2 separate regions of the Homo sapiens genome follow, and region 2 is linked to region 1. A link is a loop called in an ENCODE intact Hi-C map of the cell type or tissue named here. Cell type or tissue: PC-3. All regions are shown on one strand. Links, peaks and the distances in the headings refer to the core of each region. The heading gives the core; the rest is flanking DNA.

Region 1 (5,387 bases), core at 277-5,276:
TCAGTAACCATCTGTTTATCTCACTCCTGAAATAGTCTTACTGAAGATCACAATTGATGAGCAGATTAGGAGGGAAGAAAAGTAGGTGAAAACTGAACACAAGTGCCATCTGTTTTCCTCATTTTTAAAGGAATTAGAGAGGAAGAGATATGGTGTCAGTCCTGGAAGATGCTTGTGATTTGGGCACTCTCTCCCTCTTTGATTCCATAGGACTTCATGCACTCACTGGAGAAGAGGACCAGCTCTCTCAGTTGCCTGTAAAGGAAAAGCCAGAGAGAGAACTAGCCACTTCTTGATTCTAATACAACAGACCTGTCTACCCCAGTGGTAATTCTTCTAACACGGGGACTATATGATCACAAAAAAGAATTTATTTAAAAAATACAAGTTTCATAGCAATGGCAATACTTTAGCATAAAACAAGGTACTAATGACATGCTAATGAGAAAATAATGTTACATATTTGCTTTAAATATAGTACCTTGGAAATACAAAATGACAAAAACATGGTGAGCAGGTACATGAATTTATAGATACTACTTGAACTATGAAATAAAACTTTAGCGGCCCTGTATATGCATACAGAAAACCAAATGTTGATATGTGATCCTTCCTAGAGCCCCTTATTAAAATGCTGGCTGATTTTTTGAAAAAATGAGGCTTCATTCTAAGTTGGCTTTTTTTTTTTAATTAGGGAATAAAAATTCCCTTTTTTTAAAAAAAAAAATGTAGGGCCAAGTGTGATTGGTCACGCCTGTAATCCTACCACTTTGGGAAGCTGAGGCAGGAGAAATGCTGGAAGCCAGGAGTTTGCCATCAGCTTAGGAAGCAAAGAGAGACCCCCATCTCTACAACTTTTTTTTTTTTAATTGGCCAGGTGTGATGGTGTGCACCTGGAGTCTCAGCTACTTGGGAGGCTGAGGCAAGAGAATCACTTGAGCCCAGGAGTTGGAGACTACAGTGAACTATGATTGCGCCACTGCAATCCAGCCTGGGAGACAGAGTGAGGCACCATCTTAAAAATAAATAAATAAATTCAATTCTTGCTCTTTATTGCTAAGATTATTTTAATGAAATATTATATGTAGTCATAAATACAAACTTATGATCTTAATGTTTTCAGAACCAGACACCCCAGCACTTTCAACACATTCATGACTATGCAAAAAGGAGACAATGTAAGTTTTATTGTCGTTGTTATTGTTTTATCTAGTAACCTCGCCTTGACACACTGCAATCCTTCTCAGGAAGAATCATTCCACTTGTTTTCATAATAGAATGCAGCCAAGTCAGCAATGAACTGCAAGGTTGGCATTGGAAATGGCCGGTCTATCTTTAAGTGCTCTCCAAAGCTATAAAAAGCTACGTATTTTTTCCTCACCTTTACCTTTTTACCTTTTCCTCACCTTTACTTGGTTTCCCAGAACATGTTCAATGTTCTCAAGTCCCATGCTCCCCTCTTCTTTCTCTCTCCACCCTCCTTCCATTCTCTTCCAGTAAAAAAGTGATAACCACCAAGTGTCTGCCTTGAACAAAAAGTTATGACACAGATGCTCCCAGTGTTGGACCATCAAGCCGAAAGCACGTGCACAAAGCAGCTGATGCAAGCACCTTAATTGGACGGCCACCGGTGCGGACTGAGCTGGGCTCATGAACCTTCCAGGCAGCCAACTTTGCAATATGGTGCTCGACCTTTCTCCATTCGAGCTTCTGCCGAGCAGTTCCTTAGGTCTCAGATCCCTTTCACCTTCCACAGACGATGCTATGGAACAGAAAAACTGCTGCTCAAATCCTAAATAAGAATGGAAAGTGCACAGTATGGCCCCATAGATCTTTCTTTCCCTTCCTGCCATGAAGCCAACCTGAAAACAAAGACATGATGACTCTTGTGTAACCACCCGAAGAGGCTGACAATTACCAACTACGTGAGGTAGTAGGCAATTGTCACATGCTGGGCTGCAGAGATCGTGCTTAACTTGTTTATTCTCATAGCGGGACAGTTATACAAGACGAGCTGCTTCTCAGAATCAGGCTAGCAACAATTCCCTCAGGGAAAGTTGTTAAGGCTTATGGGCCTCGGAGAGCCAGAGTAAGAAGAATCAAAGTCCTAATTTAAATCCTGTTAAACTTTTAATTTGGAAATAATGTAGAAATAATTTCTCATTATTAGACTATAAATTCCCAGCCAGGCTATGTTTCCGTCAGCCAAATGTAGAAGCAACTTGGTCATATACTTTTTGTATCAAAGAACTTTATTCTTTCAGCCCCAGGCTCAGAATTTGATAACATGTTTTCTGTGGACTTTTTCTCTTCACATCAAACAATGTTAAAGAAGAAAAACAGGGAAAATTATAATGACATATACATATATGTCACTCAGTGTGTGTATGTATATATATACACACATATATACACATATATATACACACATATATATATACACGTATATATATACACACACACTCAGATATGGCCAAACTGAATTACTAGCAGTTTGCTTAAACCATATACTCTGGTTCTGGATCTGCACACATGGGTACCTACAGTCTCTTGCAAAGCCCTCCCCAGCCTCTGCCTATCAGAATTCCCCCCATTTTAAAAAGCCTATCCAAATGTCTCTTTCTCTATCTGGCTTGCAATCATCACCCCAGTCAAAAATAATATTGCTCACCTAGCATTGTGTTTGCGTCCTTTTTGAGACATATATATGGCCTCATGTTAGAAGCTTTTGTATAACTTCTCAATGGGTCCTTAGCAGGTTGATGACAGTATCTTTGAAGTACCTTTGCAACTTCTGCAGTGATTCTTGTCTTAAATGATTCAGTGTCTTAAATGTGATAGGCACCTTCTAAGTATTTTACCTCTAGGTGATTAAAAATTGGGGAAGTAGAGAAATCAAAGAGGAAAGGATGCTTAATACGTAACGCGTGTGTACTTTGCCTCTCTGAGTCTTATCTGTAAGAGCCCTCCAATTCCCATCACGTGAGGGTCAGGATCTGTGGTGTATTCACTCCTGGTGTTAAAGCCCTTGAAGTTTATTTTTCACTGGAAAAGTTTTTATTTGAGTTGTTTCTTGATAATGAAGGTGGTGGCTTACGCTCAGCTGTTGATGCTTGTTTGAAGTAGTTTTTTTTTGTTGTGTTGTGTTTTTTAAATTTAAGAGATTTATCAGGTCCATCTTTTACCTGGCTGCTGCTGCCCTGTAGAAAGCGAAGGAGCTTTCTCTAACTTTGACAGGCTGAAAAGTTTCCTGAGCCCTGGACTTGTTTGTCTTCTACTTGTTTTGCCCTTCCCTCTCTCTTTTTCTTTCGACTCCTTTAGTGAGGGCTGCTTTTGGGTGCTTCGTCAGCTCTGAGGCACGTCAAATACGTGTATTTTGCTTTCAGCGTTGTGTGAGGGACCCTGGCGGCTGGAACTGCCTCTGGTCGGGGCTTAGGGCTGACTGCAAACGTTCCCATTTTCCTCTCTTCCTCTCATTGGTTCCCGAGGTCACGTGAGGGCCCCGGGGGTTGGAATTCTGAGTTGTGGCTTTGGCACTCCTCTTTCTTTTTAAAAATCGCTGGGTCTGTTGAGCTGTCCTGGGCTGGGTGCCTTGCTCTTTGACTGAGACTGGAGACAGACGGCAACAGCCACAGGCAGACTGAGGTGGCAATAGGAAATCTGCCGAGATGTTCAGTCAGGTGCCCAGGACCCCAGCCTCAGGCTGCTACTACCTAAATTCCATGACACCTGAGGGCCAGGAGATGTACTTGCGATTTGATCAGACTACAAGACGCTCTCCTTACAGGATGAGCCGGATTCTAGCACGCCATCAGCTAGTGACTAAAATTCAACAAGGTGAGTGGCCGGCAGTGGAAGGCTGTTGCTCATTCTGATTTCTGTTGGCTCTATTTCATGCTAACCCAGTTTTTTTTGTTTGTTTGTTTCCACTTTATAACATATGGATTTCTATGCCACACTACCCGTAACTTTGAAAAATAACTTTAGGCTGCAGTTTTCAGCAAACAGGACAGTCCTTAGCTGCCACATAGCTCAACATAAAGTGCACAAAAAACTTCACGGTGGGACAGTGAATCATAAATTCCCAAACTGACGTGTGTCTACAGAACAGATGAGAACTGTTACTCAGTGTGTATCTTAGGAGCTTTTCTGCAGTTTCCTCACACTCCGTCACATTTAAAATGTGGACACTTGTTTATTTCATTAGGGAGGAGGCGAGGGACTAATGTCCACCCTGCCCAGAGTATTTCGAATATCCTTAGTGAAGAGGAGGAAAGCAAGAATTCTGTTCTAAAGGCCACCAGGCTAAGCACTAGAATCGCATTCTCTTCCTGTTTGTATGTTTATGTCAGCAGTTGCCACAGATGTGTTAATATTGTTTTCCTGGTAGAGAATTAAGGTGTTCGTTCATCTCAAAACAAATCCCGTAACCTGCACACAAAACTCCAGCTTCCTAATGCAAAGAGAAGAGAATATTGATTATAAGCTGCTTGATATTCTTTTTATTCCCAGCCCCTCAAAATACCAGCCTGGAAGTCTGGACATTACTAAAATTTACCAGTCTCAAAAAAAAAAAAAATTTAAAACATGCTCCTTATAGGGTATATCAGTAGAAAGCAGAAAGACGAACATTCCTAAGAAGCCCCTAACACACACGTTTACAGTCAGTTAATGATCACCCTCCTCCTAGACTACAAAAAAGAAATTATTATATTGGTGCTAAATAAGTTAACCAGGAATTTTTAGAGCCGTTCCTAAGAAGCCCCTAACACACGTTGACAGTCAGTTAATGATCACCCTCCTCCTACACAACAAAAAAAGAAATTATTATATTGGTGCTAAATAAGTTAACCAGGAATTTTTAGAGCCATTATAAAAATACAGTTTCCACTTAAATAAATGAGTTTAAGATTATATTGAATATTAAAGAGGAAGTTGGGGTTTGTAATCATGAAAATCTTATTGTAATGTTTCCAGAAAGAACAATATGTATTCTAGCGGGCAGCATTTGATGAGATTGTTTCCTTGGAAATTAGGATTTGTTTGTAAAGGTTCAGGAACTAGTTATGTGTGAAGGATGCTGGTCCTTCCTACATGCTGGTCTGATTTCAGGAAGGATATTATGTCATTGCATAAACTCTGTGTCCAGGTCTTGATTGAATAGAAACAAAAGTAATTATTTCCCTGTGGCTAGATTTAAAAATACTTTAGGCTTAGAATAAAAACCAGCTCCACTTTGGTTTTAGAAATTTCTGACAATGGTGCCTTTCCAAATGCCATCATCTTTATGAACACCGAGGCTTAATGATGCGCTATCATCTACAAGATATAAATGTTCCTCAGCATGCATATCATATGAGAAATATTGCAGAGAACTAGCTGAAATT
Region 2 (5,387 bases), core at 95-5,094, 150 kb before region 1:
GGCTCAGCTCACTGCAGCCTCCATCTCCTGGGTCCAAATGATTCTCCTGCCTCAGCCTCCCAAGTAGCTGGGATTACAGGTGCACATCACCACGTCCAGCTAATTTTTGTATTTTCAGTAGAGACGGGGTTTCATCATGTTGGCCACGCTGGTCTTGAACTCCTGACCTAGTGATCCACCCACCTTGGCCTCCGAAAGTGCTGGGATTACAGGCGTGAGCCACCACACATGGCCGAGACATCCTCTTAATGTGTTATATTGCTAAGTTCTAAAGAGTTTCTATTTGGATTTCCAAACAGAGGGGTTTGAAGTAGGAAGCAGCAGGAGGTTCAATATACGGGGTTGCAATAGAGTGTGTGCTTCTAGTGTTTTTTTTTTGGGGGGGGGACCCTTTTTATTAATTGTTATGAAATTCACTTAACATAAAATTTATCATCCTAACCAATTTTTTTTTTTTTTTTGAGACAGAATCTCGCTTTGTTGCCCAGGCTAGAGTGCAGTGGCACTATCTTGGCTCACTGCAAGCTCCACCTCCTGGGTTCAAGGCATTCTCCTGCCTCAGCCTCCCGAGTAGCTGGAACTACAGGCACCTGCCACCACGCCTGGCTAATTTTTTGTATTTTTAGTAGAGACGGGTCTTCACCGTGTTAGCCAGGATGGTCTCATCTCCTGACCTTGTGATCCGCCCGCCTCGTCCTCCCAAAGTGCTGGGATTACAGGGGTGAGCCACTGCGCCCAGCCCATCCTAACCATTTTTAAGTGTACAGTTCAGTGGTATTAAGAACATTCAGATTGTTATGCAACCAACCCCACTGTCCATCTCCAGAACTCTTCATCTTGTAAAACTGAACTCTGTACCAATTAATCAATAACTCCCTATTCCTTCTTGCCCTGGCCCCTGGCATCCTGTGATTTTAAGTGAAGATTATTATGTTAAAATATTGCTATATAATCCATAAAGAAGAATATGTTCACCATCACATTTATGAATGTTTTACAATTAATATATTATGGAAAATGGGTGTTATGTATTCATTTTTTGCCTCATCAATTTTCCTGGGAAATGAGGGCCCCTATGCCTCTGCTTCTAATGTTTCATGTACTACTAAAATGGTAGATACATGAGGGGCTCATTTTTAATATCTCTAACATCTTTGAACTTCAGTAATATTTTTCAAATATTTTTCATTTTTCAAAACACTAACTTTTGTTGCTTTAATTTCAGATAATTAGTTTCTCCTTTTATCTCATCATGATACCTCGCACTTGAAATGTTCCTATTCTGTATACATTCATATATTCATCAAATTCAAACTCTGTTTACCTTTTAAATATTCTACATTTAGGACAAGATAATACTTGGCCATACTTTTGTCAAATATTCTCTCTGGAATTCCTATTTCAGTTGGGTTGCATTGATTTATTTTGAAATCAAGTAATCTGACTTTCAGTTATTGTGCCAAGGATTATTTATTATTATTATTATTAATGTATGAGTAGCTCTGTTAGCACTCCATCTCAAGGTGTGGCTGAGAAAGCATACTTCTGTGTTTTGTTTCCTTTTCAAGCCGTGAGGCTTAAATTTTTCGGCAGCAATTGCTCTTAGTTCGTAAGTGAGAATTTTTAAACAGCTGAAATGGAAGAATTCTACTGGGTTATTTCTAATTTACATGATTGTCAGAACATTATTGTATTTAGAGAATAATGCTTAATGTTTTATTATGTTCAAGTAACACAGCTTATTTTACTTTCTAAGTTTACTCTGTTTCTTATTCCAGGTCAAATAGTCATTAAATATATTTGCTTCCAGACCAAGTCAGAACCACTGATATTAGTTTAAAAATATGGAGGGATCTTTTCTCCTCTGTGTGTCACAAATGTCTGAAGTTGCACCATTTATTAAAATGAAATGAAGTTCTTTTATTGGTGTTTATTGTCAAATGATGTCCCTTTCATATGTGAATATCCTTGGGAAAAGTGGATCTTATTGTCACTTACCAACTCTTTTGTGGATTTGCTTTTTCCCGGGGCAAGTATGAGCACAGGCGTAGAATATAGGGAGAAACACAAACAATGGGATGGGAAGGAACTGTGGTATCAAGGACAAAGCTTTAACTGCATCATCATTTTGCCTCTTTCCTGACTGACTCTTGTAGAATACTGTGTACCTGATACTTTGAAAAAGTTAATAATCGTAAGCATCTGTTTTTCCGAATTTCCTTCACAATAATCAACCAATATTTACTGTATACCTTTTCTCTGCTACACTTGGGGCTCAGGACATCCCCTGAATTTTTGTACTTACTCCTCAAAGCAACCCCATTTTACTGATGAGGAAATGAGGCTTAGAGAAATGTGGTCACTTTTTTAAGGTCATATGGCTAGGAACTGTCTTTCTGATTGCTAAACATATTATCTTAACCACAAAACTGTATTTATTCTTAGAGTAATGAGGAATCATTGAAGGATTTTAAGAAGATTGAAGTGATCACATTGATTTTGAAGGAATCACACTGGCTGAGAATATAGATTGGAGAGAATTAAGACTAGAATCGGACTAAGAAGTTAGGAAACTATTGCAATTTTCTAGGTATTACCTGAATGTTGCCCAGGAGGTGGCAGCAGGGATGAAAAGAAGCAGATGGATTCAAGCAACATTTGGAAGTAGGCTTCAGCAGGATGTAGTGAGGACAGGAAGGAGTCATGGGTGATCTTTGAGTTTCTGATTTGAGCAAACAGGTAGATGGAAACACCATTCACCAAGACAGAGGGAACATAGACAGGGGATCTGTATGTGTGTGTGGACAAGGAGGTGGAGGAGGAGGTGGGAGGGGAGGAGAGGACGTTGAGTTTTGGACACAGAGTTTGAGGTGTCTGATGTGAAATGTCCAAAGGCAAATGTGCAATCAACAGTTTGTTCTTGGCCAGTCACGGTGGCTCATGCCTGTAATCCCAGCACTTTGAGAGGCCGAGGTGGGCGGATCACTTGAGTTCAGGAGTTCGAGACCAGCCTGGCCTTGGGTGACAGAGTGAGACTCTATCTTAAAAAAAAAAAAAAAAAAAAAAAAAATCGCTGTTTTCCTGGAGCTCAAGGAAAGAGACCTAAGTTGGAGATCTAAACCTGAAGGTTATCAGAATATGGATGGAAAGTACATGAGATCACCCTGGAAGAAGGTGCAAAGTGAGAAGGGAAGAAGGGCCAGCACCCATCCCTAACAAGACAAAATAAAACTTAAGTAAATGAAATCAGCATATAAGAAGGGCACAAGCAAAAGGAGAGCCCACCAAGAAAATGATACGGAACAAGCAGAGGGGTAGAAAAGACAGCAGGGACAGCATGGGATTCAGAAGGCCAGAAGGATAAAGTTGCAGAAGGAAGGAGTAGTCAGCTGAGTTAGGGCCTGTGATGTCACTGAGAGACACAGTGACGCAGGGCCTGGCTTTAGCACTAAGGAGACTATTGGTGGCACCAGGGCCCTGGAGCAGTGGATTAAAACTAGACTTTAGTCTTCTTCTCAGTTACTAAATAGACACATGGTATCATGTAAATCTTTTTTTTTTTTTTTTGCCTCGTTCTGTCGCCCAGGCTGGAGTGCAGTGACACGATCACGGTTCACTGCAACCTCTGCCTCCCAGGCTCAAGAGATCCTCCCACCTTAGCCTTCCAAGTAGCTGAGACTACAGGCACATGCCACCATGCTCGGCTAATTTTAAAATTTTTTTGTAGAGCAGGGTGTCTCGCTATGTTGCCCAGTCTGATTTCGAACTCCTCGGCTCAAGCCTGGAACTCCCACCTAGGCCTGCTGAATTGCTGGGATTACAGGCATGAGCCACTGCACAAGGCCTGTATTGTATAAATCTTTACTTAAGTCAGAGAAAAATACATTTAATGCGTCTTCCCCATGAATGAGTATTTTGATGACTTTTATGATTCCTGATGATTTGTGTAGTTCCTAAAATCATTCAATCTTCATGCCTCAGTTGGCATTTTATTTTCATTTCTGGAGGCCATTTGATTCTAATTTTACAATCTTATTTTTTGTCTCAAACTCAATATTCTTCACAAAAGTGGTATAATTTTGAGATATTAAGAGTGATACTGTTTTTTTACAGGTGCTCTCTGATAACAGACCCAAAGAAAGAGTGGGTAAGTCTCCCTGAGAAAATGTTTTCCTGTTTATGTATAAAAGTTGTTTGGAGAGCTTTGCCTCATCCCTATAAATTTAAACATGCCATAAGTGTTGCTGAATCATGGATGCAAAGTTGATGGATACAGTATGATGTTAAATCAGAATTTGACCTGCATTTTGAAAATTGGAAAAGTTCATTGGGTTTTCTCTGGTCCTCATGCAGCCATGCTGCTGAGTTTATCTCCATTTTGTAAAGTTGATTTTACACAGAAAGAAGTTGCTTTGCATAACCAGTCTTTATCTTGAAATGTACCTTGTAAGTTAAATAGGAATTAAATAAAAGATTGCACCTTTACTGAAACATCTGCTTCGAAGGTAAGGCCTCTTGAAAATAAGGCATATATGAGGGTAGTGGTTTATTTGTATAGCTTTTGTATTTGGAAATGTTCTGTATAAATCTGAATACTTGGCAGCTTTATTTGTGGAATCTTATTTTAATGACTATGTAAACTAACAGCTAACCAATCTTGAATCACCACTTCTTACCAACTCTTTAGCAGCTGTTGTTGTACTTTTCATTTGAATAGTCATTATGGATAAGACATTCTGAAATCTCCATATCAGTCCTCACTTCATACGGTCATTTACATGCTTATACATAGAAAGGAACCCCTTCAAAGCCCTTTATGTGATTCCACTGCATGTATTCTTCATATCTTGTAGATAGCGTATTGCTAGACTTGAAAGTTAACACTTTTCTCTGAGTTTATATCTTTAAAGCCCAATTTTGAAGTATCTTGTCAAATAATGCCTCTAAAAGCAATAGTCTGATGCTACCCTTATCTGCATTGGTGCCAGCATTATTTCCATTTTTATACACTCATTTTTCTATAATCTGCTGAGAACCAGTTTCAGTTCATTATTCAGACACCCAAGATCTCAGCTTCACTTATGCTTAGGATGAGCATTGGATCTCTGGGATATAGTCATCTGCTGTTCTTCAGCTCTTGGGGAGATTTGCAAGGAGGCCTTTACACTGGGCCTCCAGGCAAAAATGACTGGCTAGAACTTTGTCAGGAAAATGTCTTTAGTGAGTGTGCCGAACCTATCAGCTCTCCCACTAAACAACCAAGCAGAATTTGTTCTTGCCATTCTGAGAAATGCTTGTAGCATCAACTATGCATAATTTTTGTCCATGACCACTTTTATATTTGGGACTTCAACTATATATAACCCTCAACCACCTGGCAGCTAAGT

Evidence for each region. A loop is a pair of places that touch in the nucleus more often than their neighbours do. Peaks named below come from ENCODE experiments on the same cell type or tissue, not always from the same donor. Only the 100,000 strongest peaks of a DNase experiment are listed, where the experiment ranks them.
Region 2: a loop joins it to region 1, with 2.2 times the contacts of the local background. A loop is called at or near these places in 4 of 110 quality-filtered maps.

Annotation. Positions count from the first base shown.
Region 1 is chr13:33,283,920-33,289,306 of GRCh38, reverse strand. STARD13 (StAR related lipid transfer domain containing 13) reads left to right here and starts at 3,552. Exons shown (of 14, transcript NM_178006.4): 1 at 3,552-3,837. The coding sequence starts at 3,669. RefSeq lists enhancers at 3,250-3,379, 3,390-3,449. In PC-3, for the core only: a CTCF peak has its summit at 3,384; DNase peaks (open chromatin) are centred at 3,466 and 4,066; H3K4me3 peaks cover 2,717 bases; H3K27ac peaks cover 2,717 bases.
Region 2 is chr13:33,438,451-33,443,837 of GRCh38, reverse strand. It overlaps a transcript of STARD13 not described here. Among named protein-coding and RNA genes, the nearest start is that of LINC02344, 110 kb to the right of the region's middle. In PC-3, for the core only: CTCF peaks have their summits at 2,400 and 2,606 (motif pointing right); a DNase peak (open chromatin) is centred at 2,637.